2 separate regions of the Homo sapiens genome follow, and region 2 is linked to region 1. A link is a loop called in an ENCODE intact Hi-C map of the cell type or tissue named here. Cell type or tissue: PC-9. All regions are shown on one strand. Each heading gives the region's core, and the rest is flanking DNA. Links, peaks and the distances in the headings are about the cores only.

Region 1 (15,303 bases), core at 3,138-11,137:
ACTTGGGAGATCATTATCTGGAGAAAACTGAGATTATGTAAGCAATGTTTCTTATTCTCTGACACACTGAGGGACAGTGTCATAGTGCAAACATAAAATATCCTGTCCTCATATTTTAGAGGAAAAATTGCCAGTTTTTTTTTTTTTTTTTTTTTTTTTTGCATTTTACTATGTTTTTCTTAAAAAAATGTTGTATTGGCTGCTCCTGAATGACTACTGGGTAAATAACAAAATGAAGGCAGAAATAAAGGTGCTCTTTGAAACCAATGAGAACAAAGACACACCGTACCAGAATCTCTGGGACACATTAAAGCAGTGTGTAGAGGGAAATTTATAGCACTAAATGCCCACAAGAGAAAGCAGGAAAGATCTAAAATCGACACCCTAACATCACAATTAAAAGAACTAGAAAAGCAAGAGCAAACAAATTCAAAAGCTAGCAGAAGGCAAGAAATAACTAAGATGAGAGCAGAACTGAAGGAGACAGACATACAAAAAACCCTTCAAAAAATCAATGAATCCTGGAGCTGTTTTTTTGAAAAGATCAACAAAATTGATAGACTGCTAACAAGACTAATAAAGAGGAAGAGAGAAGAATCAAATAGACGCAATAAAAAATGATAAAGGGGATATCACCACCGATCCCACAGAAATACAAACTACCATCAGAGAATACTATAAACACCTCTATGCAAATAAACTAGAAAATCTAGAAGAAATGGATAAACTCCTGGACACATACACCCTCCCAAGATTAAACCAGGAATAAGTTGAATCTCTGAATAGACCAATAACAGGCTCTGAAATTGAGGCAATAATTAATAGCCTACCAACCAAAAAAAGTCCAGGACCAGATGGATTCACAGCCGAATTCTACCAGAGGTACAAAGAGGAGCTGGTACCATTCCTTCTGAATCTATTCCAATCAATAGAAAAAGAGGGAATCCTCCCTAACTCATTTTATGAGGCCAACATCATCCTGATACCAAAGCCTGGCAGAGACACAACAAAAAAAGAGAATTTTAGACCAGTATCCCTGATGAACATCGATGCGAAAATCCTCAATAAAATACTGGCAAAGCGAATCCAGTAGCACATCAAAAAGCTTATCCACCATGATCAAGTCCGCTTCATCCCTGGGATGCAAGGCTGGTTCAACATAGCAAATCAATAAATGTAATCCATCACATAAACAGAACCAATGACAAAAACCACATGATTATCTCAATAGATGCAGAAAAGGCCTTTGACAAAATTCAACAACCCCTCATGCTAAAAACTCTCAGTAAACTAGGTATTGATGGAACATATCTCAAAATAATAAGAGCTATTTATGACAAACCCACAGCCAACATCATACTGAATGGGCAAAAACTGGAAGCATTCCCTTTGAAAACTGGCACAAGACAGGGATGCCCTCTCTCACCACTCTTATTGAACATAGTGTTGGAAGTTCTGGCCAGGGCAATCAGGCAAGAGAAAGAAATAAAGGGTATTCAATTAGGAAAAGAGGAAGTCAAACTGTCCCTGTTTGCAGATGACATGATTGTATATTTAGAAAACCCCATTGTCTCAGCCCAAAATCTCCTTGAGCTGATAAGCAACTTCAGCAAAGTCTCAGGATACAAAATCAATGTGCAAAAATCACAAGCATTCCTATGCACCAATAACAGACAAACAGACAGCCAAATCATGAGTGAACTCTCATTCACAATTGCTACAAAGAGAATAAAATACCTAGGAATCCAACTTACAAGGGATGTGAAGGACCTCTTCAAGGAGAACTACAAACCACTGTTCAACGAAATAAAAGAGGACAAAAACAAATGGAAGAACATTCCATGCTCATGGATAGGAAGAATCAATATCATGAAAATTGGCCATATTGCCCAAGGTAATTTATAGATTCAATGCCATCCCCATCAAGCTACCAGTGATTTTCTTCACAGAATTGGAAAAACTCCTTTAAAGTTCATATGGAACCAAAAAAAGAACCCTCATTGCCAAGACAATCCTAAGCAAAAAGAACAAAGCTGGAGGCATCATGCTACCTGACTTCAAACTATACCACAAGGCTACGGTAACCAAAACAGCATGGTACTGGTACCAAAACAGATATATAGACCAATGGAACAGAAAAGAGGCCTCAGAAATAACACCACACATCTACAACCATCTGATCTTTGACAAACCTGACAAAAATAAGAAATGGGGAAATAATTCCCTATTTAATAAATGGTGCTGGGGAAACTGGCTAGCCATATGTAGAAAGCTGAAACTGAATCCCTTCCTTACACCTTATATAAAAATTAACTCAAGATGGATTAAAGACTAAAATGTTAGACCTAAAACCATAAAAATCCTAGAAGAAAATCTAGGCAATACCATTTAGGACATAGGCATGGGCAAGGACTTCATGTCTAAAACACCAAAAGCAATGGCAACAAAAGCCAAAATAGACAAATGGGATCTAATTAAACTAAAGAACTTCTGCACAGCAAAAGAAACTACCATTAGAGTGAACAGGCAACCTACAGAATGGGAGAAAATTTTTGCAATCTACCCATCTGACAAAGGGCTAATATCCAGAATCTACAAAGAACTTAAACAAATCTACCAGAAAAAAACAAACAACCCCATCAAAAAGTGGGCAAAGGATATGAACAGACACTTTTCAAAAGAAGACATCTATGCAGCCAACAGACACATGAAAAAATGCTCATCATCACTGGTCATCAGAGAAATGCAAATCAAAACCACAATAAGATACCATCTCACACCAGTTAGAATGGCAATCATTAAAATGTCAGGAAACAACAGATGCTAGAGAGGAAGTGGAGAAATAGGAACACTTTTACACTGTTGGTGAGAGTGTAAATTAGTTCAACCATTGTTGAACTGAAGATAGTGTGGCAATTCCTCAAGGATCTAGAACTAGAAATACCATTTGACCCAGTGATCCCGTTACTGGGTATATACCCAAAGGATTATAAATCATGCTACTATAAAGACACATACACACTTATGTTTATTGTGGCACTATTCACAATAGCAAAGACTTGGAACCAACCCAAATGTCCATCAATGATAGACTGGATTAAGAAAATGTGGCACATATATACCATGGAATACTATGCAGCCATAAAAAAGGATGAGTTCATGTCCTTTGCAGGGACATGGATGAAGCTGGAAACCATCATTCTGAGCAAACTATCACAAGGACAGAAAACCAAACACCACATGTTCTCACTCATAGGTGGGAATTGAACAATGAGAACACATGGACACAGGGTGGGGAATATCACACACTGGGGCATGTCATGGGGTGGGGGGCTGGGGGAGGGATAGCATTAGGATAAATACCTAATGTAGATGAGGAGTTAATGGGTGCAGCAAACCAACGTGGCACAAGTATATCTATGTAACAAACCTGCACGTTGTGCACATGTACCCTAGTACTTAAAGTATAATTTTAAAAAATGTTGTGTTGAGTGGGGTGAATAATAAAATTATTGGGAAATAAGAGCCATATAAACTGTATTATAGAAGCTATTTCACATAATTACTATTATGTATACAACCATGACCTTTTTCAGAAGTGGTCTGAGTGTTTTGCAGTGATGGTTTAAAGAATGCATAATTTGTATAGCAGGAAGAAGAAAACTATAGGAATCTGACACCAGCTTGTTCCATAAGCTTAAGTGTGAAAAGGAACATAAAACTTCAAATCCTGCATATCCCAAATGCATGAGTATTGCACATAAAATGGCCGTGACTGTGCACGTGAGCCTCTGCATGAAAGTTCCCTGCAGAGGCACCCAGATGCCCACTTGTTTAGCAATTCCAATCTGGGAAGACTGCTACATGCTACTGTTTGACTTGAATTATATTTTCTTATCTGTCCTTGATCTTATTTCTGAGTGTAAAAATGTGAGAATTTATCTTAATGCTAAAAATATGTTGTTCTAGTCAAACTAGATTTAATTTTTGGATAAATCTCACTCCTTAAGTTTAATCAGCAGCAGGCATTATATTTAGTCTTAGACTAACAGGAAAAGATCCAGGCAACGTGTTCTTGGTGCTGCCAATATTGTGAGATAGTCTCTTTCACCTTCAGACTCTAAGTGAAATATTTTATTGTACGATTTTATATTCCTTAATAGAGAGCATATCTCTCTCCTAGGTATACATCTACATCTATAAACATCAATCACTGATGTTTTTAAGGTGTCCTTTGAACATTAAATAACCACAGTGTGAACATCCTAGATTAAAAAAGAAATCTCAACAAGAACTTGATTGATATCACGTATTCAGGATCTATCTCAGGATCCATGCCATTGATAGGAAAGAAGGAGTCTCTCCTCTAGAGTATATTTCAGGCATAAAATATTAAATAGGAATTCATAAAAGGCATATTACTCATCTTAAATCAATTCACCATGCTAACAGTCAGTGTTGAATACAGCTTGTGGTATTGAGCTCTTACATAGGGTAAGTTAAATTATTAGATAAGATCTTAAACATGAAATATGATCATAGAGCTTAGCAATTCAGAGCACCTTCTCTGGGGTCAGACTGCCTAGAATGGAATCTCTACCACGCACTGGCTGTGAAATCTTAGGTAAAGTTTTGTGACTTCTCTAAGGTCCAGTTTTCTCATCAGTAAAGTGGGGCAAAGATGGATGGATAGATAGATAGATAGATAGATAGATAAGGATAGGTGATAGATATATACATTTATGAGAATTAAATAAGCTAATATGTATAAAGTGCTTCGTATAGTGCCTGGAATGTTGCAAGCACTGAAATAATGGTAACTGCTTAATTATTATTATCATGATACTATTATTAATCATATTATCATATTGTTATTATCACATTGTTATATCATTCTAAGCAAAAATATTTTATCATCATATTGCTATATCTAGGCAAAAATATTTAAACAATTGCCAATTATTACATGATACAGTTATTACCACATTTTACTCTCTTCCTTCATCAGAAATAAAAACTAGGCCCAACCTTGCATCAAGTTAGACCATATGCCACAGAGATGATGCTGTGCTTAAGAAGGCCCAGTGCCTCCAACTCTTATAGAGTTGCAGCATTTCTCATCTGGATGGTGTCCCATAGACCATCTGTGTCAGGACCTTTATCTACAGGAAAGAAGAGTGAGCCCAACCATAGTGAGGTGTGAAGACTGCAGAGCTGGGAGCCACAGGGGTGGTGTCCCCAGGAAGGGAGTTCCCAGCCCTAGGCTCCTTCCTGCCCCTGGCTCTCCCTGCCTTGACCTTTGGGAATCTGCAACATCTCCTTTTTGAGTTGGCTTTTTCCTACATCACACACACACACACACCACCACCACCAGCAGCAGCAGCAGCCCCAGGAGACTGTCTCCCAGAATTCTTCATACCTGTTTGGAAGATGACCTGCTAGAAAACCGGGATCTCTCAAAACTTGTCTCTTGCCCCCAAAACTGATCGCGTTTCTTCTCATTTGGGTCTCTTCTATATTCCTGTCGTCTCAGACAAGCCTGAAGAACAACAACAATAAAATGTTTGTCTTAGGACCATGGCAAGCTTGGGTAACTTTATGCTTAACTCCAATGGTGAGGAGCATGAAATAAATGATATGCATCTCCAGGTGTTCATCAAATACCTCTCACCAAGTATAAAGACCAGGTATCACTCTTCCCTTTGCTTAAAACGCAGGTCAGGCCGGGCGCGGTGGCTCACGCCTGTAATCCCAGCACTTTGGGAGGCCGAGGCGGGTGGATCATGAGGTCAGGAGATCAAGACCATCCTGGCTAACAAGGTGAAACCCCGTCTCTACTAAAAATACAAAAAATTAGCCGGGCGCGGTGGCGGGCGCCTGTAGTCCCAGCTACTCGGGAGGCTGAGGCAGGAGAATGGCGTGAACCCGGGAAGCGGAGCTTGCAGTGAGCCGAGATTGCGCCACTGCAGTCCGCAGTCCGGCCTGGGCGACAGAGCGAGACTCCGTCTCAAAAAAAAAAAAAAAAAAAAAAAAACGCAGGTCAGACGTAATAGCCATTACTTTAATAAATTCAAACAATAAACATACTGAGAGGCATTTTGTCAAGAATGTACCCAACTGTTGCCTTCTCAAGGAGGGCAGCACCTGTTACACCTTGTGAATTTCTCTTTCTGGTCATTCTCTTCATGGCCCCTCCCTCTTCCTACCTTCACTATACTGTGACCCTGGAGATGACACCCTAGTTGCGGGATGAGAATTGTCAACATCAGAGCATGTGTGTTTCCTGCACTTGGAATCTCCTCTGTTAGAAGCTCTCTTGGCAAAACCGACTGATCTACTAAAAAGCCTGCTGCTGTGGCCTTGCCTCTCTTTAGTTTCCTCTGCCCTCTCTTCTCCAGGCCGAATTAATTGTCAGAGTTGCAATGTATATTAATTTAAGCTTGAATTATACATATTTTTTTCCTATTGTAGGTAGTTGTTTGTGGTTTTGAGCCTGTTTCTCCTGCTGATCATTGAGAACCCTGAGAGTAAGGACAACTTCTTATCTTTGAATCCCCCAGCATCCAGCATTTAATTTTAGCTGAATTGCAGCTGGCCAGGTGCCCAGAGGCTCATGCCTGTAATCCCAGCACTTTGGGAGGCTGAGGCAGGTTGATCACTTGATGCCAAGAGTTCGAGACCAACCTGGCCAACATAGTGAAACCCTGTTTCTACTAAAAATATAAAAATTAGTTGTGGTGGCACATGCCTGTAATCCCAGCTACTCAGGAGGCTGAGGCATGAGAATTGCTTGAACCTGGGAGGCAGAGGTTGCAGTGAGCCAAGATAGTGCCACTGCATTCCAGCCTGGGTGACAGAGCAAGAGTCTGTCTCAAAAAATTAATAATAATAATTTTAGTTGAATTGCATTTTTGCTTTGGAGGAAAATATCAATCCCTAAGTGCAAAATAAGAAAAATAAAATTACCAATGAAAATAATTCCCCATGTTTCTTAACAAAATTAAAATAAAATCTGGTACCAAAATATTTCTCCTGTAGTACTAGGACTGAACAAACCTGAGGATATCATGTACTATGGAAATTTCAACTGATTTTAAGTACCTCAAAATAGTAAAAGTTTTTTTTTTCCCCCCAAGATGGAGTCTCGCTCTGTCACCCAGGCTGCAGTGCAGTGGCACGATCTTGGCTCACTGCAACCTCCACCGCCCTGGTTCAAGCGATTCTCCTGCCTTAGCCTCCCAAGTAGCTGGGGTTACAGGAGTGTGCCACCACGCCCAGCCAATTTTTGTATTTTTAGTAGAGACAGGGTTTTGCCATGTTGGCCAGGCTGGTCTTGAACTCCTGACCTCAGGTGATCGGCCTGCCTCAGCCTCCCAAAGTGCTGAGATTACAGGCATGAGCCGCCACACCCAGCCCAGTAAAACTTTTTTGGAATGTTTCTATACTTGCAGATCCAGTAGCCCAATTCAACTTTGCCTTGCCAGGGCCAAATTATCCACTGTCATAGAAAATGAATTTGAAGTAAAGACCAACAATATTGTTTGTAAACTAGGCCTGACAACTGCCCTTCCTGGCTGGGTTGAGAAAGGAAAGATTCCTTCAGCACGTTTCACGCCCTCTGTTAGAAAAAGCATCTCCTTCCGTGATGCAGTAGGACTTACCAGAATTTCACGCCATGAGTAAGCCTGACATTATGCTGTAAGGTTAAGAATAGAAATGACCCGATACTAACAAAACATTTACTCCTTGGAATTGGGACAGTTATTCACATCGTGCTTTATGTCTGAATTGCAGGTGACACTCTAGCCTCCGGGCTCATCACAGCAGCCAAGTGGTCACCTGCAGGAAGTGGAATCCTAGATTCTGGGGAGAGAGATGCAGCTTCACTCCAACTTGCTTGGGAAGGGACAACATCTGTCCCACAGTTAATCTTCTTTTCAAAAACTATGCCACATAGATAGTAAGTCATCATAATAAACACTGGACTCTGTTTGTTTTAATAATTTAAGCAAGAAAAACCAAAGAACACTAGGCAGTAACCATAATAAGTTAAACAAAACAAACAAAAAACACCCAATCATAGAGAAACCCAGGTAATCCTAAAGGGAGTCGGCTGGAAAGTGTAACGAAGTTCAGCTAAACGTGTGCCTTTGTTGTTCCAATCCTTTTACAAGGACTTCAAATGGGAGCTTGTGTTTGGAAAGAGCACTGGCGTGGAGTGTTGTTTCCGAAAGGGGCAGATGTCTGTGCCGTCCTAACCTACTGGTATTAAAGGCAAAAGAAGAAAATGCTGATGGGCTGAAAGTGGAGGAGGCAGTGTTAGCAAATGCACCAGGACCAAGGCAGATTTTGTGGGATGAACAGAATTCTTGTGGGCTGAGTGTTTTTTGAAAATTCTCTCCAAGAATGCATACGACTTAAATATTTCTTTACCAAAAGGGGAGGAAGAATAGATTGGTTTGCAAAGTTGAAAAAAATTTTTTCCCTCTAGTTCCTTGTTCCTCTTTTTACAGAGGAGCAGAACAAACCAGTGGCAAGGCAGGTACTTAAACTTTTATCTTGACAGAGCCAAGCAATCTTTCTACGTAAATCAAACATGAATCCTCTCAAAGTTATAGCTTTGCTGAGAAGGAACACAGGGGCAGAGCAAATATCCAGACTCACAGTCGTAGAAGCAGCAAGAACCTTTGCCTTATTCCCTGCAAGGGCTGGTTTTCTTTGTATTTGTAATTGTAAATGATTTTCTGTCAGCTGTTGATGTTGTTTTTGTGCGGGGCGGGTGGGGGGAGCCTAAGGTGACTGGGCAGGGGAGGACAGAATCCATGGGTCAGGAGAGGAATGTATTTGTAATTCATAACCAATAGCGGCTTCCCTTACCCTAGACTTTAAGAACATTCTCCCCTTTCAATTGCACGTGTCAGGATTCGGATGGCTATAAATAAGTCTCTGATCATGTGGCAAAACTGGCCGAGGGCAGTCTTGAAATTGAAGGCTTCAGGTAACTTTTTATTTCTTCCTTCTGGGAAGATCAGGGCTTCTTCCTTCCCTCCTCCATTGGTGTTGACCCCCCACCCCCCTAGTGCGTCCCCCTGACTACAGCATACGTAGTCGGGCTGCCTTTTGTACAGAAGGTACCACTGTGGGGGCAAAATGCAGAATGTGCATCAATGTCTGTGGGGATGACGTGGGTTTTGTGACTCATTGTAACTCAATCCTGGTAAACACGACAATCCCCAGCTCTGCCACTTTCTAACATAGTGACCTTGGGCGAGCTGACTAATGCCATTGATTCTTGCTTTCCTCATCTGTAAGAGGAAGTTGCAGATTGTTGATATGTTAACATCAACAAGGCATACAGTTGGTGATATGTTAATAATGGCTGGCCCTTGGGGAGTGTTCAATCAAGGGTGCCTACTAACACCATCACCATCACCACCACCACCATGACTACCATTTCCATCACCATCTCCATCACCACCACCACCTGCACCACCACCACCACCTCCATCACCACCACAACCATCACCACCCACCACCACCACCTCCATCAACCACCAACGCCTCCATCACCACCACCACAACCATCACCAACACAACCATCAACCACCACCACCACCACCTCCATCACCACCATCACCTCCATCACTACAACCATCACCACCACCACCACCATCACCACCACCACCTCCATCACCACCACCACCTCCATCACTACCACCACCACCTCCATCACCACCACCACCTCCATCACCACCACCACCACCTCCACTGCCACCACCACCTCCACCACCACCACAACCATCACCACCCATCACCATCCCCTCCATCAACCACCACCACCTCCATCACCACCACCACAACCATTACCACCACCACCATCATCTCCCTCACCACTGCTGCCTCCATCAACCACCACCACCTCCATCACTACCACCACCTCCATCACCACCACCACAACCATCACCACCACCTCCATCAACTACCACCAACGCCTCCATCACTACCAACACCTCCATCACCACCACCACCTCCATTACCACCACCACCATCACCTCCATCACTATCACCACAACCATCACCACCATCACCACCACCATCACCACCACCACCTCCATCACTACCACCACCACCTCCATCACCACCACCACCACCACCACCTCCACTGCCACCACCACCTCCACCACCACCACAACTATCACCACCCACCACCACCACAACCATCACCACCCACCACCACCACCTCCATCACCACCACCACCTCCACCACCACCACAAACACCATCAACCACCACCATCACACCTCCATCAACCACCACCACCTCCATTACCACCACGACCTCCATCACCACCACCATCACCTCCATCACTACCACCACAACCATCACCACCATCACCACCACCATCACCACCACCATCACCACCACCTCCATCACCACCACCACCTCCATCACCACCACCACCACCTCCATCACCACCACCACCACCTCCACTGCCACCACCACCTCCACCACCACCACAACCATCACCACCCACCACCACCTCTATCACCACCACCACCTCCACCACCACAACCCCATCAACCACCACCATCACACCTCCATCAACCACCACCACCTCCATCACCACCACCACAACCATTACCACCACCACCATCATCTCCATCACCACCACCGCCTCCATCAACCACCACCACCTCCATCACCACCACCACCTCCATCAGCACCACAACCATTACCACCACCTCCATCGACCACCACCAACACCTCCATCACCACCAACACCTCCATCACCACCACTACCACGTCCATCAACCACCACCACCACCACATCCATCAACCACCACCTCCATCATCACCACCACCACCACCTCTATCAACCACAACCACCACTACATCCATCAACCACCACCACCACTTCCATCACCACCACCACCACCTCCATCATGACCACCATCACCACCATCACTACCATTTCCATCACATCTCCATAACCACCATCACCACCTCCATCACCACCACCACCACAACCATCGCCACCACCCCCATCAACCACCACCACCACCTCCATCACCACCACCAAAACAGTCACCACCACCACCTCCATCACCACCACCACCACAAACACCATCACAACCATCACCACCACCACCACTACCACCTCCACCACCACCACATCACCACCAAACCCCACCACCCATCTCACCTCCCCACCATTACCACTGCTGCCTCCACCACCACTGCCACTCCCATCACCACCAGCAGCTGTCACAGCCTTTTAACTGCTGTTCTCAATCCCATTTCCTGGTTTACTTCTATATTTCTAAAGTCAGCCTTTGCCAAAGCATATGACTCTGATGTTGGTTGCAGAAGAAGAGAGAATCTTTCTGTCTAGTCCTGAGGTTCATCCTTGTTTTTCTGCCCTGTAAGTAGAGGTCTGTTTCCTATACCCCAGCCAGCCAACTGAGCAGCTCCTGCTCTCAGTCATTCAGGGTCACAATGAAGCCGCTTCTCTTCGACATTACAGCTCTCTGAGTCCATAGTTGTGCTCAAAGTTCCTTTTGTTTCTTTCATTATCAATCTGATCCCTCCAGTCATCATGTGACTTCAGAAGCCATGTGCCCCAGGAACACTTCCCAGCCTCATAATTCTGGTATAAAGCCATCAGAACCACGACCCGACTTTACATCTCCAGCCAGAATGGCATCTGTTCCTCTATCTCAGGATGCACTTTGAGAAGTGGGAGTTGCCACTTCCTTCAGTTGGTTTCTTTTTGTTGTTGTTCTTGCGATCTGACTTGCATACCCCAGAGTCTGGCATTTTAATTGTCCTCGGTGACATTATTAAAGTTCATTAATTTTAAGAGGTCAAGAAATCAAAGGCATAAAAACAGTTTGAGATAGTATTCCCCTCCAGCTAGTTTTTTTTCCTGTTTTGGCTGTGAAGAGTAGAGCAACACATACCTCAAAGGTGAGCCAGGAGGAGAATCCCTCACCTCCGTCCCTATGGGAAGAAAAGTTGATTTATCCCCATTCCAGCTCCCTGAGTGGACAACTCCAAACCCTTGCCACCCGCTATAAAGTCGCCTATCGTGTCCTTGAACACATGTATATTGAGATATTTAGTTGATTTGCACTTTAAAGAATCAAGATGAATAAGTGACATGAAATGAAACCAGTTTGAACACATTTAATAGAGTATAGAAAATCACTCTGAAATGCCAAGTGTAATCTTTGCCTTCAGCTTTCCAGTGGACATTAATGGCTAAATTCTGCCTCCAGTTACATAAATCATTTGATCAAAAAAAAAAAAAAAAAAAAAAAAAAAAGAAGCTAGGCAGCATGAAAATCCTTGAAGCAATAAAGCCAAATTCTGAGATGGCATATAATTATATACTAGTTACCAGATTCTGAAATAGCATGCAATATGCCAAATAGATGTTTATTTCCTCTTGTTTTCTCAAAAGGGTCCCACCCAACCACTGAAAGGAGTAGTATCAAAATAACTCAGGGCGAGGTTAGCCCTCCTCTCTTGCTGCTAGCACAGAGACCTGCAAAGACACTGAGAATTTGCTGCATACCAACACTTAGCGTATTTTAGGCTGTAGCAGGAATGGTTTACACAAGAGGTTTCTAAAGCCTTCAACTGGAGCCAGTTCATTAAAGGTGAGTGGAGTACAGGAAGGGACACACACCAAATGCAGATGATTTGGGATTCGTGTCTAGTTATTAGGTCTTAGCCTGTTTGTATGCCCTGAAATGGGGAATCCCTGGTCACACTGGACCTGGAGTGAAAGCTGGGATTTCCATAGGAAGTCACTGGCCAAACTCATTGATGATCCAGAGTGCCAATATCCACCCACCACAAAGTCACCATAGCCAATTATCTAAATACACATGGGCTGTCTATGAGCTGAGTTACTGAGGGGTCACTAACGTCATGCAATTGATCCTTTTTTTTTTTTTTGAGACAGAGTCTTACTCTGTCGCTGAGGCTGGAGTGCAGTGGCGTCATCTCGGCTCACCGCAACCTCCGCCTCCTGAGTTCAAGCTATTCTCCTGCCTCAGTCTCCCGAGTAGCTGGATTACAGGTGTGCACCACCACACCCGTCTAGTTTTTGTATTTTTAGTAGAGACATTTAGCCAGGCTGATCTCAAACTCCTGGCCTCAAATGATCCACCCGCCTCTGCCTCCCCAAGTGCTGGGATTACAGGCATGAGCCACTGCGCCCGGCCTACATCATGCAATTGATTCTTAAACCACTACTTTAAATTCTTTCTGGAACCAGGCAAGGGATAGATTAATAATATAACAAAAAAAATTTGCTGCTCCCTGCAAAGCAGTTACTGTGGGTTGCCATTTACTTACTTCAATGATATTTAGAACATCTTAAAGACAACCAGATTTATTTTTTGCAGACCTTGTGGTAAGTGGTTTTGAAAATGCTCAATGAGAGTGGATTTGACTTTTAGGAATAGTCACAAGTCAGCTGGCTCTAAGTCTGACAAGCTTAGTTGATAGCCAAGTTAGGCAACACAGGCTTTCATGAATGTCAAGGCAATTGGTTCAACATTGAAGAGGGAGACTCAGCCCCTGCCCTTAAGAAGTCGTGGTCCAGGTTGAGAGGATGTCACACAAAAGACAATGTGCAGCCGGGTGCGGTGGCTCACGCCTGTAATCCCAGCACTTTGAGAGGCCAAGGTGGGTGGATCACTTGAGCCCAGGAGTTCGATACCAGCCTGGCCAACATGGTGAGACCCCCGTGTCTCTATAAAAATACAAAAAATGTAGCTGGGTGTGGTAGCACATGCTTGTGGTTCCAGCCACTCAGGAGGCTGAGGTGGGAGGATAACTTGAGGCTGAGAGGTTGAGGCTGCAGTCAGTTGTGACTGCACCACTGCACCCCGACCTGGGCAACCACTGCACCCCCACCTGGACAACAGAGCAAGACCATGTCTCAAAAAAAAGAGGGAGAAAAAAAGACAATTTGCAATGCAGTTTCATAAGCTCTGTGCAGGAAGCATGAAAAGAGTGCTGCAGTACTAGAGTGGTGGAAATATTCTAAAGTTATGATAGTTATGGCTGCAAACTTGGTAAATTTACTAAAAGTCTTTAAACTGTACACTTAAAACAGGTTGAATTTTATGATATATAATTTTTTTTTTGAGACCGAGTTTCACTCTTGTTGCCCAGGCTGGAGTAGAGTGGCACTATCTTGGCTCACTGCAACCTCCGCCTCCCGGGTTCAAGCGATTCTCCTGCCTCAGCCTCCTGAGTAGCTGGGATTACAGGTGCCTGACACCACGCCCAGCTAATTTTTTGTATTTTTAGTAGAGACGGGGTTTCACGATGTTGGCCAGGCTGGTTTTGAACTCCTGACCTTGTGATCTGCCTGCCTTGGCCTCCCAAAGTGCTGGGATTACAGGCGTGAGCCACCACACCTGACCAGTAAAGTTGTTTTTAAAAACAGCTACTATGTGTATGAGCACAGAGATTCCCTTTAGTTCTAAATTAAAACTATGATCCTCACCACCTTTGCCCAGGGGAGCAAGGTGAAGAAGGGGGAAGAAGACGTTGGCAAAGTGGTGAAGTGTAGGTTGGTTTTGCTTAGGTTTTGAGTCTTGGGCCTGCCTTTAAGTGAGGGAAAGCACAGAGGAGTATCCTATATTCCAATGGTATCGCCACATTTACATTTTAGATAGGTTTCAAGGAAACAGTCTGACAGATGGCAGGACTGGATGCTAGGAGGCCAGTTATAAGGATATTATAATGGTCTTGGACAGAAATTAGGGAAGTTGGAACCATGGGGTGGCAACAGGGTAAAAAGGAAGGCACAAGTGCGTGAGTTCTTAGGTATACTTGGCAGGACTTGGTAACTGGTGGGATGGGGATGAGGAGGGAGAGGAAGAGACAGGGAAGGCTTAGACCATAGGAGGGGCAGCAGGGAGATGGACATGGGGATACAACCATGGACATATTTGATTTCAGCTGCCTGTGTGACATCCAGGTAGACATAGCCAACTGGGAAATACACATATGACTCTGATGCTCTGGGGAGACCCAGGATTACAAGTCTTAGTATAAAGTGGTGGTTGAACCATAGCAGAGGATGAGATGAGTCACAGTGACCTTGTGAACTAGAAAAAAATTGGGCTGAGATGGAACCCTAGGGAAATTAACATTTGAGAGCCAGGGAGATGAAGAGTACATAGAAAAGAAAATGGAGAAAAATGTGAGAGAAACAGGAAGAAAATCAAGAGAGTGTGATGTCAGAGAGCCAAAGGAGGCTGGATATGGAGGCTCATGC
Region 2 (15,303 bases), core at 3,721-11,720, 70 kb after region 1:
TCTGAAGCTACACTCATTTGAGGTCTCACTCCCCCATAAGAGTGCCATTCCTTCTTCTACTGAGGGCTTTTATCACCTGCCCGGACTTGGATTGGACTTGTTCCATCTAGTTCCCTGCCACTCCTCTCACCCCTGCTTCCTCCCTGCCACCTGGCTGCAATTCCTGAGTGGGATACCCTTATTCCCAGGTAGGAACATAAACTCCAGAAACAGTCACTTCGACAGGCCATGCCTTTATTTAGGTGAGGATATCATTGCCCAATAATTTCTTCACAACTCTTCTCTTAGATCCTGTATCACATTATATTTTGATTATCTTCAGTATCTATATGTCAGGGATTGACTGTTTTTAAATGGCCAGACATTGTTCAGGGAAGGGCTCAGTGATTAAGGCTGTGATCAAACACAACACCACTATTCGTGTCACTAAAGTAATAAAATGGATTTTCTTTTGTAATTTGCAAACTGGGCTCCAAAAGAAATTCCACTAGACTGTAAGCATGAGGGCAGGGGCTGTGTTTGTTCTGCTCATCACTTTATGCTCAGCACCAAAAAGAGAAGTTGAAAAGTTGTAAGTGCTTGACCGATGTTTGTTGAGTGAATGAGTAGAAGGATTTCAAAGAATGTCTGGAGCAGAAACAGTATCATTCAGACAAGCAGATGACCTGGTAATATCCACCATCTAAAAGTTATTGGTGAAACCCCGTCTCTACTAAAAATAGAAAAATTAGCCAGGCATGGTGGCGTGCACCTGTAGTCCTAGCTACTCAGGAGGCTGAGGCAGGAGAATTGCTTGAACCTGGGAGGCAGAGGTTGCAGTGAGCCAAGATTGCACCACTGCACTCCAGCCTGGGCCACAGAGCAAGACTCTGTCTCAAAATACATAAATAAATAAAAGTTCTTGTATTCGTCCATTTTCACACTGCTGTAAGAACTGCCTGAGACTGGGTAATTTATTAAAAAAAAAAAAAAAGGTTTAATTGGTTCACAATTCCAGATGGCTGCGGAGGCCCCAGGAAACTTACAGTCATAGCAGAAGGCAAAGGGGACGCAAGGCACTTTCTTCACAAGGTGGCAGGAAGTAGAAGCGCCGAGCGAAGGGAGAAGAGCCCCTTGTAAAACCATTAGTTCTCATGAGAACCCACTCACTACCATGAGAAGAGCATGGGGAACCAGCCCCCATGATTCAATTACCTCCACCTGGTCTTCCCCTCAACACAGGATGATGGGGATTATAAGGATTACAATTCAAGATGCAATTTTGGGTGGGGACATAGCTGAACCATATCAGTTCTTTAACCCACTGGCTTAGCACAGAAGTCATGATACCTGTTCTTCTTTGATACGGTTTGGATTTGTGTCCCCACCCAAATCTCATGTCAAATTGGAGGAGGGGCAGAATTCCCCCTTGCTGTTCTCGTGATAGTGAGTGAGTTCTCATGAAATCTGATGGTTTAAGTCTTCCCCCTTTGCTCGCTCGCTCTCCTGCCCACCCTGTAAAGAAGGTGCTTGCTTCTCCTTCGCCTTCCACTACGATTGTAAGTTTCCTGAGGCCCTCCAGTCAAGCTTCCTGTTAAGCCTGCAGAACTGTGAGTCAATTCAACCTCTTCATAAATTACGCAGTCTCAGGTCATTCTTTATAGCAGTATGAGAATGGATTAATACATTCCTGCTTTATTCCTTATGCTCATGTGAAAATATACTGCAAGTTGCAATCCCTAAGAGTTAGTAACAATTAAATCAGAAATGCAAACCTCAGGATCATCTACATATTGGAGCCATGTGTGCCGATGTTGCTCCAGAGGGACCCTCTGCAGAGGCTGTTGGTCAGTTCCAAACGTCTCAGTCTTTCCATTATAAGTCATTATTACCAGAAAATTTAAAAAATGTTTTCAAGTACAGTTCAGCGCTTTAGATAGATTTGTTTTTCTCTTCATGTGGTAGAATCACATCTGGACATCAGTTAGATATATTTCATCTAAAAATAGCATTTATCCAATTTACTGTCACTGGAGGAGGTTTTTTTTTTAAGGCAGACTCTGCTTATAATTCTCTGTAGTCTTTCATGGCTCACTGCCATTTAATATAAAAAAAAGAAGGCATCAGATTGATTGTACGTGTAAGTGTGTGTATGGAAGCACAATGAAACAATAAGTTTCATAGACTGAAAAAAAAGACAACTGCCTTATCATTCCCCTTTTATTCATTTATTTTTTTGAGCTGTCACTGGTTACGTCGTTAAACCTTAAATTCAGAATCAGTGTGAACTCCACCAGATTCTTTTTAGTAATTACTTCAGGGCCACAAAACATGAATTTGGGGATTTTTTTTTTTTGGTCTGTTTTATTTGAGACTGGATTCTTTTTACTTATTTAGTGTGCCTTCTCAGCAACCTGCTATTTGGGTTTAGAAAGAAAGGAGGAGAGCTGTGCGTGGTGGCTCATGCCTGTAATCCCAGCACTTTGGGAGGCCAAAGCAGGAGGACCACTTGATGGAGTTTGGGCCAGCTACTTGGGAGGCTGAGGCTGGAAGATTACTTGAACCCAGGAGGCAGAGGTTACAGTGAGCTGAGATGGTGCCACTGCATTCCAGTCTGGGTGACAGAGACAGAGCGAGACTCCATCTCAAAAAAAAAAAAAAGGAGACAAATTAAAAGGAGTCAGGAAGAAGAGAGAAAGGAAAAAAGAGTAGAGGGTTAAAGCGCAGGCTCATGGAAGCCCATGGAGCAGGTGGCACACATTTAGAAGCCGAAATTGGAATTAAATCTGACTAAAGAAAAATCAGCAAGCTGCTGCTTCTACCTAAGGCGCTGACATGAATCTGAGTTGGCTCTGAAAGGGACAGATTATAAATAAGGAAGCACTTAACAGTCTATTCCAACTGCACATTTATCAAGGTCCTCCTTCGTTCTGGAGACATTTATCTTCAGGGACAGGACTCTGACCCTCCTTGCCTTGTGGCACTGGGTCTGTCTCCTGGAAGAGAACTTTGTCTTTTGAGCTGTGGTGTTTGCCCTTTTTCTCTGAAGGCACGTCCTCCCCCAACTTCCCCCATGTGATGGGGATAAATTCTGTTTTCAAAATACCTTTCAAGCAGAGTTAATGGGTCTGACCTGTCGTGATTATAATGTATTGCCCCCTGCTTGTCAAAGTGGCGTTCCTGGTCCTCAGTTAGTACAGCCTGGGCTTGGAGACCCTTTCCATGCTTTGGGGAAGGATTTACCTGACTGCCTCCACATCCTCTCCCCTTCTCCTTTGTGGCCTTTGATAGAAATGTTTAAAATGGCAGAGAGGCTGGGCTCAGTGACTCACGCCTGTAATCCCAACACTTTGGGAGGCCAAGGCAGGCGGATCATTTGAGGTCAGGAGTTCAAGACCAGCCTGGCCAACATGGTGAAACGCTGTCTCTACTAAAACTACAAAAATCACCTACCTGGGTATGGTGGCAGATGCCTGTAAACCAGCTACTCAGGAGGCTGAGGTGCAAGAATCGCTTGAACTCGGGAGGCAGAGGTTGCAGTGAGCTGAGATTGCCCCACTGCACTCCAGCCTTGGTGACAGAGTGAGACTCTGTCTCAAAAAAATAAAAATAATAAAGTAAAATGGCAGAGAGGTGTTAGGGCTAGAGCCTGAGCCGTGATGTGGAGCAACAACGGCTGAGTTGTACAGCAGGTCAGTCCAGGACCTTCGTATCATCACTACCAGGCTTTAAACAAGTGTGCTAATATCTGATCTGCCCACGGGGATGAGCTTAAACACACCCACTCAGAAAACTCTCTTCAGATCCATTAACAGAGGGGCCTTTCAATTCCTAAGCATATCCAGCCTGTAAAAAGTTTTGCAATATTCAACCCTGAGATTGGACCTGTTGAACCCTTTTCATTTTGTGAACTATTTTTGTAGATTTTTTTGACACATCTCGGCACAAATGAAACAACAGACAATGTTTTAAGAGGAGTCTCTCATTCGACTTCAGTTATTTGCAACCTTCATTTTTCACCTTTAAAAATTTAACAGATATGTGAGTGGAATAAAATTAATTTCCACCACCCACAATAGTTCATTAGTGAAATAAGGAAAGTATTTAATGGATTTGTGCTTGGTGTGCCTAAAATTATTTCACCATAACAAAAGGTCTTGAAAGACTAAGAAAAAGTCTGATGACAATTAAATTGCCTATCTGAACAGGAGTACTGTACAGCAGGAAAACATAGTCTTAAAATAGCTCATTGTAGAGCTGGAAAAGAGAGGGAGAAATACATAAAGGAAGCACAAAGGTGTTGCATATGAAATGAAAATCTTTTTTAAAAAATACCAACACAGTACTTGTTCTTTGCTTGTGCAGAGTCCCAGATTTTCACAATCTTTCATGCTTCCATTTCATTTCTGTGGGGGCGTGACTTGTTTCAGTTAGAATCCTAAGCAAACTCCATTTCTCTGCTTTAAAAGGTAAAACTTCATTCTTCCCAGATGTACAGTAAAGCTTTGGAGGCTTCACGTTTTGAAACCTACTGATTAAGAATTTGACATTTTCTGCGAAAAAATGCCCAGTAGGGCACAAAGACAGCAGGAGGGAAGGTTCAGCAAACAAAATTTCCCCCCGCCCTTTTCATACAGCACCTTCTATATAACATCAGGGGTAGAAGAGACTGTAGCAGTGATCTCATCCATAGCCTCTTTTACAGTTGAAGAAAATGAAGTACAGAGAGGGTGAATGGTTTGTCCAAGGGCACACAGCCAGTTAGTGGCCAAAGAAGACAATCCTATCTGGGTCTTTCCTGAACTATAGCACCCAAATACCAGTTCTTTTCTTTTTTTAAATTATGTATTTATTTATTTATTTTGAGACAGAGTCTCACTCTGTTGCCCAGGCTGGAGTGCAGTGAGCAACCTCCACCTCCTGGGTTTAAGCAATTCTCCCAAGTAGCTGGGATTACAGGTGCACGCCATCACACCCAGCTAATTTTTGTATTTTTAGTAGAGACAGGTTTTTGCCATGTTGGCCAAGCTGGTCTCAAACCCCTGACCTCAAGTGATTCACCTGCCTTGGACTCCCAAAATGCTGGGATTACAGGCGTGAGACACCGTGCCTGGCCCTGAACACCAATTCTTGCTTATTTATTTGATAAATGCTTGCCAGGGAGGGCTTCAGCACAAATCCATTTCATAGCTTCGTCTTTATTAATGCACTCGTTGAAAGCAATGCATTTTTTTGTGATGTCCTCTAATGCAGCATGATCAGGAAGAATGCTTCAGTTCCATGCCCTCTGCTCCTCCCGAGCCCAGCTTAGTACAATTTGAAGATGACCTGCAGGTCCCACTGCAAGGCAGCAGGTTGCCCACAGCCTTTGGTTTGTTAGGTCAAGGAATGGGTGAGTCTGGCATGTGGCCCTCCCCAGGGTAGGGATGTTCTGGAATCTTCTGGGTCCCAGGAGGCTCATTTGTCTAAGTCTTAACTCTTTCTGCTCTTTTTGACTCTGCGAGGAAAACGCAAGAAATGAAACCCGAATTTCTTTTTTATTATCTGGTAACATTTTGCCAAAATAATTGTTTTTTTGTTTTCTGGTTTTCAATCTGGTTGTGTTTTTATTTTCTTAACTTTAAAAAATAAGGTTTTGGGCTGGGCGCAGTGGCTCACACCTGTAATCCTAGCACTTTGGGAGGCTGAGGCAAGTGGATCACAGAGTTGGAGACCAGCCTGGCCAACTTGGTAAAACCTCGTCTCTACTAATAAGACAAAAATTAGCTGGGTATGGTGGCGCGTACCCGTAGTCCCAGCTACTCGGGAGGCTGAGGCAGGGGAATTGCTTGAATCTGGGAAGCGGAGGTTGCAGTGAGCCGAGATCACACCACTGCACTCCAGCCTGGTGACAGAGCGAGACTCCATCTCGAAGGAAAAAATAAATAAATAAATAAATAAATAAATAAAATAACCATTATGGCTAGCCCTAACCCCAGGGGATCTTATAAAGTGGCTGGTATTTAGTCTCTTCTTTCTGTCTGTGTTTTCCCTCCTTCTGTCATCAAGCAACTCACCCAGATGCAGAGGAAGGTTAACAGGGCTGGAAGTAGGGTGAGGCCAGTGAGCACACAACTTAAGGGGACTCCAAAAGTTCAGTACTGCAGACCAAAAATATTCAGGAAAAAACCCAATAAGAACAAATAATACAAATAAGGCCAGGCACAGTGGCTCACACCTGTAATCCCAACACTTTGGGAGATCGAGGCAGGCAGATCACCTGAGGTCAGGAAGTCAAGACCAGCCTGGCCAACATGGTGAAGCCCTGTCTCTACTAAAAATACAAAAATTAGCCAGGCATGGTCGCAGGCACCTGTAATCTCAGCTACTCAGGAAACTGGGGCAGGAGAATTCCTTGAACCTAGGAGGCAGAGGTTGCAGTGAGCTGAGATTGCGCCATTGTACTCTAGCCTGGGTGACAAGAGCGAGACTCCATCTAAAAAAAAAAAAAAAATAAGAAAGCAGTACAGTATAGCAACTATTTACATAGCATTTACATCATATTAGATACTTTAGTGACCTAAGGATGATTTAAAGTACATGAGAGGGCGTGCATAGGTTATATGTGAGTACTATACCATTTTACAGAATAGACTTGAGCGTATGTGGATTTTGGTATCTGTGAGGGGTCGTGAAACTAATGCCTGCTGGATACTGAGGGGCAACTGTATAGTCACATGGAGGGTGTTGCATTTTAGGCCAAGGAAACAGCATGAATAAATTGATGGGGGCCCTTATACATTTCCTCTTTGAGTATCATCAAGTACTTTGGTGCTGCCAGAGTTCAGGGGAGTGTAATACTCAGATTTTTTATGGTTGCAAGTAACAGGAAATTTGACTCAGAATTGCTTGGCATAAGAGGTTAGCAAACTTTTTCTGTAAAGTGCCAGATAGTACATATTTTATGCTTTGCAAGCCGCATAGTGGCCAGAGATAGGGGAGTTTTCTTCGGTAATTCAATGTCAACAAGGACCTTGTGTTCCAGCTCGCCACACTGTATTTCATAATGTTGGCAGCCAGCATATCCAGGGACTTCAGGGTCTTTTTCTATGTCTGGAGATTAAGAGGAACATTTTAATGAAATATTTTAAAAATCTGAGTTAATGCAAAAAAAAAAAAAACCCACGATGAACAAAATGTGAACATTTTAAATAAAGAGAGGACTCGCATTACTAATTTTTTCTTTTGGCCTCAGGTTCCAATATGGCTTGGTATGGCACTGAGAGTTAATGGCCAGAAATACAGTGGAATATGGCGTGTGTGTGTGTGTGTGTGTGTGTGTGTGTGTGTGTGTGTAGAGGGAAAGAGATGAACCACAAAGCCAGAAGAAATCTTAATCACAGAAGCTTAGTTCAATCAATTTTACAGGTGCAGAGCTGAGAAATTAAGTGTTTTCCCATGAATCAATCACAGAGATCTTTAAAAAGATTAAAGCTCAGATCTCTTGACCACAAATCCCGTGGATACTTACACAGCAGAGGCTTCTAAGACAGAGGAAACTCACATCTCTCCAGAAGAGGCAAGCCCAATGATTTGATCCAAATCAGGGCATATTCTAGCGCCACTCTACATAGAGATAGAGGGGTTTTTGTGTGTTTGTTTGTTTTTTTGTGATGGAGTTTCGCTCTTGTTGCCCAGGCTGGAGTGCAATGGCGTGGTCTCGGCTCACTGTAACCTCCACCTCCCAGGTTCAAGCGATTCTCCTGCTTCAGCTTCCTAAGTAGCTGGGATTACAGGCATGTGCCACCACACCTGGCTAATTTTGTATTTTTAGTAGAGATGGGGTTTCACCATGTTGGCCAGGCTAGTCTCGAACTCCTGACCTCAGGTGATCCACCCACCTCGGCCTCCCAAAGTGCTGGGATTACAGGCATGAGCCACTGCGCCTGGCCAAGATAGAGGTTTTAAAACAGTTAAGGGTCCCAGAGCACATGCATGATCTCTCTTTAGATACTGTGCCACTAAGGATTCCAGAAAAATAAAACATGGCCCAGAGATGCAGCCACAGCCTCTTTTTGGATGCCAGCGGTTCCTGTTCCTCCTCACTCCTTCCCATCCAAGTTTAGGGGAGCAAAGACTATCCTATGTGCACACGACAGTTCTGAACACAGCAAAAGTTCTGAATAAGGCAAAGGACAGCTGCAGCCTGCTGTTCCAGGTCTCACTTTTTCTTTGTCCCCTTATAGGCTTTTGCAAAGCTGTAGGTCCCATGGAGGGTGGGTAACTGGTTTACAAGGTCCAGGGATCTGTTCTAGGTCGTAGGATCAACTCATCTCAGTTTGCTTGGGGCTTTCCTACTTTTAGCACTGAAAATCTCAAGTCCCAGGAAACCTTCAGTCCCAGGCACACTGTCACAGCTGGTCAGAATCACTTTAGGTGCTTGAACCCAGGAGGCAGAGGTTGCAGTGAGCCGAGATCGCACCACTGCACTCCGGCCTGGGTGACAGAGTGAGATTCAGTCTCACACACACAAAAAATCACTGTAGAGACCAGCATCCACATTGGGACCCCACTGTGAGTTCCAGAGTCATTGTGGAGGTGGGGTGTTGACCTTTTCTCAAGAATAGGGTAGAACTCCAGCGTGTGGAGTAAAGGAGTGGATGAACTTGTTTTTCAAGCTGGGGGATAGGAACTTCTGGTAAAACCTGTCCTTCAGCCTCTGATAAGAATCAGAATCTTTTGGCCAGGGTCTGTAGGCTGAAGGCAATAAGGGTTTATCACTACCCCCATGGCACCGGGGCTGCAGGCCAGAGGTATCTGGTGAGGACCTTTGGGTGACAGGAAAGCATTGACACTGATAACAGGCAGACTAGAAAATGCTGAGATTCAATCCCTGCCACTCCTGGAATCAGGGCAGAGGGAATGGGGGCAGAAACTTTTGTATCCAAATCTACCTCCAGGGACTGGGTTTCTAGGACAACACTCCCTCCCATGCGGCCAGCCATGGAGCATCTCCCCAGTCACCTGGCTCAGCCTCCCTCCCAAGACAGGGCTGCTGGAGGAAGTGCTAAAGACATGAGATCCTGTCAACACCTGGGTGGTGTGGGGCAGTCTCCCACCTGGATTTTGAGAGGTGGCTGTGGACAGGAAGGCAAGAGTGGGAATGAAAGGTTGGAAAGTCCATCAGAGTTACCTTCCCCCTCTGGTGTGTGCGCACGCACGTGCACACACACACACACACACACACACACGTACATGCACATTTATGTACATTCCACCCTGATTAAAGCATTGTGAACTCTTATGAGAGGAAACAGAAATGTGAAGTCCTGACTGAGTCCACAAGTGAAATCTTAGTGAGTAAGTGTCTGAGCAGGAAAAGGAGTCCAGGTGCCCATTAGTTCCGGCAAATTCCCACAGTTCAGGATCTCCCTGAACAATTTCCACTGGGCTAGGACAGTCAGGGTGTTGTGAAGATATATTCAGCTTCTAGTAATAACTTCCAACATACTGGAGAGAACAAAGACTGGAGAGGTTCCAAAGAGATCACCTGCTACAGAAGGATCTGACGAGGCTGTAAGGTTATGGAATGGGTAGGAGGAAAGGTTAGGACTTAGATAGAAGGAGACTGGGGGGATGTGGAAGAGGAGGGAGTCAAGGGTTCCATTCAGAGAGGTGGGAAAGGTTCAAGAACAGCCTGCTTTGACATAGATAATAGTCTTTATTGCTTTACGGTTACTGATGTATATGTCTATTATGTCTAATTCGTCTTCCACCCATCCCCTCCACTTTCAATTTACAAGCTCCATGAAGACAGGGCTGTGTCTTATTCAACTGTGTATCTATGTTAAGTGCTTAGCAGAGTGCCTTTAACATCATACAGGCTGGGCGTGGTGGCTCACACCTATAATCCCAGTGCTCTGGGAAGTCAAGTGGGGAGGATCATCTGAGTTCAGGAGTTCAAGACCAGCCTAGTTAACACAGCGAGACCACATCTCTACAAAAAATTTTTTTAATTAGCTGGGCATAGTGGCATGTACCTGTAGTCCCAGCTACTTGGGAACTGAAGGAGGAGAATTGCTGGAGCCCAGGAGGTTGAGGCTGCAGTGAGTCATGATCACACCTCTGCAACTCCAGCCTGGCAACAGAATGAGACTTTGTCTTTGAAAAACAAAACAAAACAAAAATCATACATATATGTGTGAATATGTATAAATCATACATATATGTATACATATATAAACATATATTAAAATATATATACACATATGTGTATATATATGTGTGTGTATATATAGATAGATAGATAGATACACGTGTGTGTATCTATATATATATATATATATATATATATATATATATATATATATATATTTTTTTTTTTTTTTTTTTTTTTTTTTTTAGATGGAGTCTCACTCTGTTGCCCAGGCTGGGGTGCAGTGGCGCAATCTCAGCTCACTGTGACCTCTGCCTCCTGGGTTCAAGTGATTCTCATGCCTCAGCCTCCCAAGTAGCTGGGATTACAGGCACCTGCCACCACACCTGGCTAATTTGTGTGCTTTTAGTAGAGATGGGGTTTCACCATATTGGCCAGGCTGGTCTTGAACTCCTGGTCTCAAGTGATCCACCTGCCTTGGCCTCCCAAAGTGCTGGGATTACAGGTGTGAGCCACCACGGCTGGCCAAAAGTCATGCATATTGAAGAAACATTTCTGACAAAAATTGAAGTGGAATTTCAGAATGAGTTTATTAAAGTTTAAGACATATATCTTGGGACGAAGAATGTCTACCACAAATGTAAAAATAAGCCTGGTGAAACAAACTGATGTCCATATCCAAGCCCCCAAAATACAATTATGAATTATTTCTGTTAAAGCTTAAGTATAAAAAGTCACCCAGACTTTTTCATCAAGATCTTCATTGAGACCATGCACATCCTGTCAACCAATACAACTTTGTCTTTTTGAAAATAGTCCATAATTCCATGTAAACCAGAATGACCAATTCAGGTAAATCAGAAGGGCTTGGTATTTGCAACCTCTGTGTATTATGCAGGTTGGTTCTATGTCAGGGACAGCAAATGCCTAGCACCAGTGAGCTGCTGACTGCTTGCTGAAGCCATTGTGATGACATGTCATGACTCCTCAGGTTATGCATCTCTTCCATTTCTCTTTGATTCCTATTATTGTACTTCTTTCCCCACCTTCTATTCCTCTTCTATATTTTCCTCTTTGTCTTCCTGTATCAAAGAATCTAATCATTGCCCATGCATGCACACCCTTCTAGGTGTTTCTGTCTCTTTTCTCTACCACATCCCTCCCCAAGAGTGACAGCTGCTGGTTCCCACTCTTCCTGAGGCCTGATCGCTCAGCTTTTCCTTGGAGTCCATGAGGTTCCTTGGAGTCCACCGTCCTCCTCATACTTTAATTTGTCTAAGTAGATTTCTGTTCTTGCAACCAAAGTTACCCCAAGCCCTTTCCTTCTGGCCTCTGCTGTAGGATAGGCCTGCCAGTGGCACCTGGAGGAACTGCTCAGCCAGGACGTCAAAGGGCTATCACCCAGCCTGCATGCTATGAAGCATCAGAATATCTGGAAATGGGTGGATGTTGGTTGAATTTTCTATTTTTTAGTGGAATGTTTCAGCATCTTTTGGACAAGGCTCTCTGGCTAGCTTAAGCACCTTGTTAAGACCATTAAATGAATTTTGTGGTGCAAGACAAGGAAGATTCACGTTAATATTGCCACTAAGCCCTACCTATATGGGAGGCTTAGCTGGATATAGGTGATCAGGGATTTCTTTCTCTCTCTCTTTCTTTCTTTTTAAAGAATGGAAAACATTAAAATTGGGAAATAAAGTGGACTTTAGACTTTATCTCCCTAAAAGGAATGGCTGTAGAACAGCAAAACCTTCTTCTATTTCCAGAAGGGAATTGTGGCAAGAGAATAGAAGCTTTACGGGGAATTACTGGTATTATCAAAGGCTTTTCAAAATAGACTTGAAATGAATAGTTGTGTGCTGGTTTTATTACTGCTTTGCGAGTTTACATTTTGTTTTTGTATGGTATTTTTCTCTCCTCTATGAGATGGTTGCTAAGGCATGAGAGCAAATAACCTTTATTGTGTTGAATTTGGGACCGAACGCAATTATCTTATAATTTGGGTTCATAGTGTCATTTTTGACAGTTATATTATGAGCTTTTTGGGGAAAATTGAGCCCACATGCTGTAAGCTGCTTCCTCTTCAGTTGCCCTTCAAGTTACAACATCTATGCTCCTCTATCCCCCATTCATTTGCACTTGGGCAGCCTTGGGGCCAGATGCTGCTTGGAGGCAAACCAGACGATCCACTGTGGGCACTACCAAGCCACAGCATTGTCTGCTCTGAAGAGGCCCTGTCCCCTGTCATATGTTATTTCCAGGTGACTACATGGACATGGGTCTCAAGGGATGCTGCAAATGGTTATTACTAAAGGTATGTTGCATTGCTCACAACAAAGGGAAGTCATAAGTCAACAGAATTTTTGTACATCAAGCCAATGTTCTTAGTAGCCTTCGTGACTATTTCGGAGATGTTTTATCTTCCTTCCTTCCTTTCTTTCTTTCTTTCTTTCTTTCTTTCTTTCTTTCTTTCTTTCTTTCTTTCTTTCTTTCTTTCTTTCTTTTTTTTTTGAGACAGAGTCTCGCTCTGTCACCCAGGCTGGAGTGCAGTGGTGCGATCTCGGCTCGCTGCAAACTCTGCCTCCTGGGTTCACCCCATTCTCCCTGCCTCAGCCTCCTGAGTAGCTGGGACTACAGGCGCCTGCCACCCCACCCGGCTAATTTTTTGTATTTTTAGTAGAGACAGGGTTTCATGGTGTTAGCCGAGATGGTCTCGATCTCCTGACCTCATGATCTGCCCACCCCGGCCTCCCAAAGTGCTGGGATTACAGGCATGAGCCACCGTGCCCAGCTGTTTTATCTTCATTTCTGACTGGCCTTTAGTTGGCAGCACTTCTTACCTAATCTATCCCGTAGCATTTTTGTAAAGGAAGGTAATGAGCTATAAATAAATTTTGAAATGTACCATGGGAACACATTGCTTACAGAAATCCTTCTTTAAATAACAATTATTTTCTCTGTTCCTTCCCATTGCCCTAGTAGAAGTTTGAGTTCCCCCATAGCACACCCTGAGATAAGAGTTTAAGTGCAAATGGTTTACTCGGGAGTAATGTCAGGAAACACCAGTGGGATGTGAGGAAGTGGTACAGGGAAGGGAAGGACATCAATAAGAGATACAACATCAAATAGGTTACTACTGTGGGTAAGTGGGGCTAAATCCTGCCAAGGATCCCTGGGAGGCAGCATAGAAGACACACCTCAGAGTTATACCACCTAAGGGCGAGGGAGCTGGGGTATTTATATACCAACTCCTTCAGTCATTAGTCAAGGGCTGCTCAGGGGTGGGAGTGAGTTGCCATTTCCCAGCACTTCTGCCTTCTACATGGGCAGGGACTACCAAAACCCAAGAAAGCTCTCAGGCAGAGATGTTAAGTGCTGATAGTTGGAAGCCAAGCCAGTGTATGCTGAAATGTAGAGGCTGGGAGGCTGTGGCCAGGACACCCAACATCTGCTACCCTTAGCTCCCCGGAGCATGTGAGAAGTCAACTCTCCATTGCTCCCGAGAATCACCACCAGCATTTTATTGTGCTTAAGACACACATTGTCTTCTATGTGCATTTTCTGCAAACCTAAAAAGGGTTGTAAAGACTTATTAGAAAAGTGAAGTGTTTTCCCTCAAAATATTTCTTTATGTAGAAATATGAGGAAATGGAGCCAGTGACCACAATAAATAGATTAATAAAAATCCTTTTCAAAATGTCCCCACCCATCATTTTCAGTGGATAGAGGATATAGATGCTAACATGTACAGCCTTTATTTTCAATATGGTCTTTAAACCACCAGCAGTGGCTTCTCATGTTTGGCATAGGCTCGCCCCTTAGATGCTTTTTGAAAGTGTCTACATATCCCTGGGTACCTCATGGACTATGGTGTGGCAGGGAAACCATCTGTAAAGTGCCCAAGTGGGCAGGGGCCAAATGGGGGTATGTGATGCCTGTTTTTGAGGGAAAATACTTCATTTCCCTAATGACAAGTCTCTAAAAGCCATTTTTCTTTCTTTCTTTCTTTCTTTTTTTTTTTTTGGTTTGTAGAAAATGCACATAGAAGACATTTACCAATAAAAGCTGGTGGTGATTCTCAGGAGCAACAGAGAGAGTCGACTTCCTCTCACGTGCTCCAGGGAGCTAAGTGCAGCAGATGTTGCTGGTGTCCTGCCCACAGCCTCTCAGCCTCTACATTTCAGCACACACTGGCTTGGCTTCCAACTGCCAGCACTTATATATCTTCCCCTGATAGCTTTCTTGGGTTTTGGTAGTCTCTGCCCATGCAGGCAGAAGTGCTGAGAAATGACCACCCACCCTCACCCCTGAGCAGCCCTCGACCAATGACTGAGGGAGTTGGTATATAAATACCCCAGCTCCCTCGCCCTCAGATGGTGTAACTCTGAGCTGTGTCTTTTATTCCTAGGCACCACCTCCAAACACACTCACAACTGAAAGTGTGATTCAATCCAGCCATCTTAATTCCATCAACATCTCTTGGAAGTTCTGGATCTTCTTGTCCCCAGTGAGTCCTGCTGCTCTATTTATCCCTAATGGCACTCTGGCAGCTGAACCAATCATACCCTACTCAAGCTCCTATTGCTTTGAGAGTTTTTAAGTCTCTCTAGGTTCCTAACATAGCATCGGAAAGGGATCTTGGTAATGAAGAAAATTAAGCTCATGGAGTCTCTATTGCACACAGATGCCACAAGAGAGTTGAGCTGAACTTCTTGAGATCCATATTAATGAGTTGGCATCTGGGCAACGTGGAACCCAGAACAGTTGTATATCAGGTCTGCCTAAATGGTAGCCTGCATCCGTTATCAGATCCATTGACCATTTCCATTTTGATTCCTAATTCTTGTCCTGGCTATGTAATTTGTGACATTTCAGAGCTAGAAAAAACCTTAAAGATCATTTAGCCAACTTGTTTTACTAGTAAGAATATTGCATTCTAGTGTAGTTAGGTAATTTACCGAGAGTTCAACAGCAGCTGAAGAACTGAGCCTGGGGGACAGAGCCAGACTTTTCCACTTCGCTGCAGCAGCATTTCTCATTGAATTTGGTAGAAGCAAATGTTTCGTTTCACAAAGTTTTTTATTTTTTAAATGCCTGCTTAAGGCAGTGCAAGGCACTGTAGGGGATTTGAAGAACAAGTGCCCTCATGGCTCTGAGCAATGCAAACGTGAAGAAACCATTACACAGTA

What was found. A loop is a pair of places that touch in the nucleus more often than their neighbours do. Peaks named below come from ENCODE experiments on the same cell type or tissue, not always from the same donor. Only the 100,000 strongest peaks of a DNase experiment are listed, where the experiment ranks them.
Region 2: it touches region 1 in a loop (10-fold over the local background); 4 of 110 quality-filtered maps call a loop at or near these places.

The regions. Positions count from the first base shown.
Region 1 is chr17:62,783,061-62,798,363 of GRCh38, forward strand. MARCHF10 (membrane associated ring-CH-type finger 10) reads right to left here. Exons shown (of 11, transcript NM_152598.4): 3 at 5,420-5,539. Among named protein-coding and RNA genes, the nearest start is that of MARCHF10, 18 kb to the right of the region's middle. In PC-9, for the core only: no CTCF peak of the experiment used is centred there; DNase peaks (open chromatin) are centred at 4,481, 7,711, 8,451, 9,261 and 1 weaker place; H3K4me3 peaks cover 1,168 bases; H3K27ac peaks cover 5,578 bases.
Region 2 is chr17:62,852,415-62,867,717 of GRCh38, forward strand. No RefSeq gene overlaps it. Among named protein-coding and RNA genes, the nearest start is that of MARCHF10-DT, 52 kb to the left of the region's middle. In PC-9, for the core only: no CTCF peak of the experiment used is centred there; DNase peaks (open chromatin) are centred at 8,677, 9,267 and 10,067; H3K4me3 peaks cover 997 bases; H3K27ac peaks cover 3,749 bases.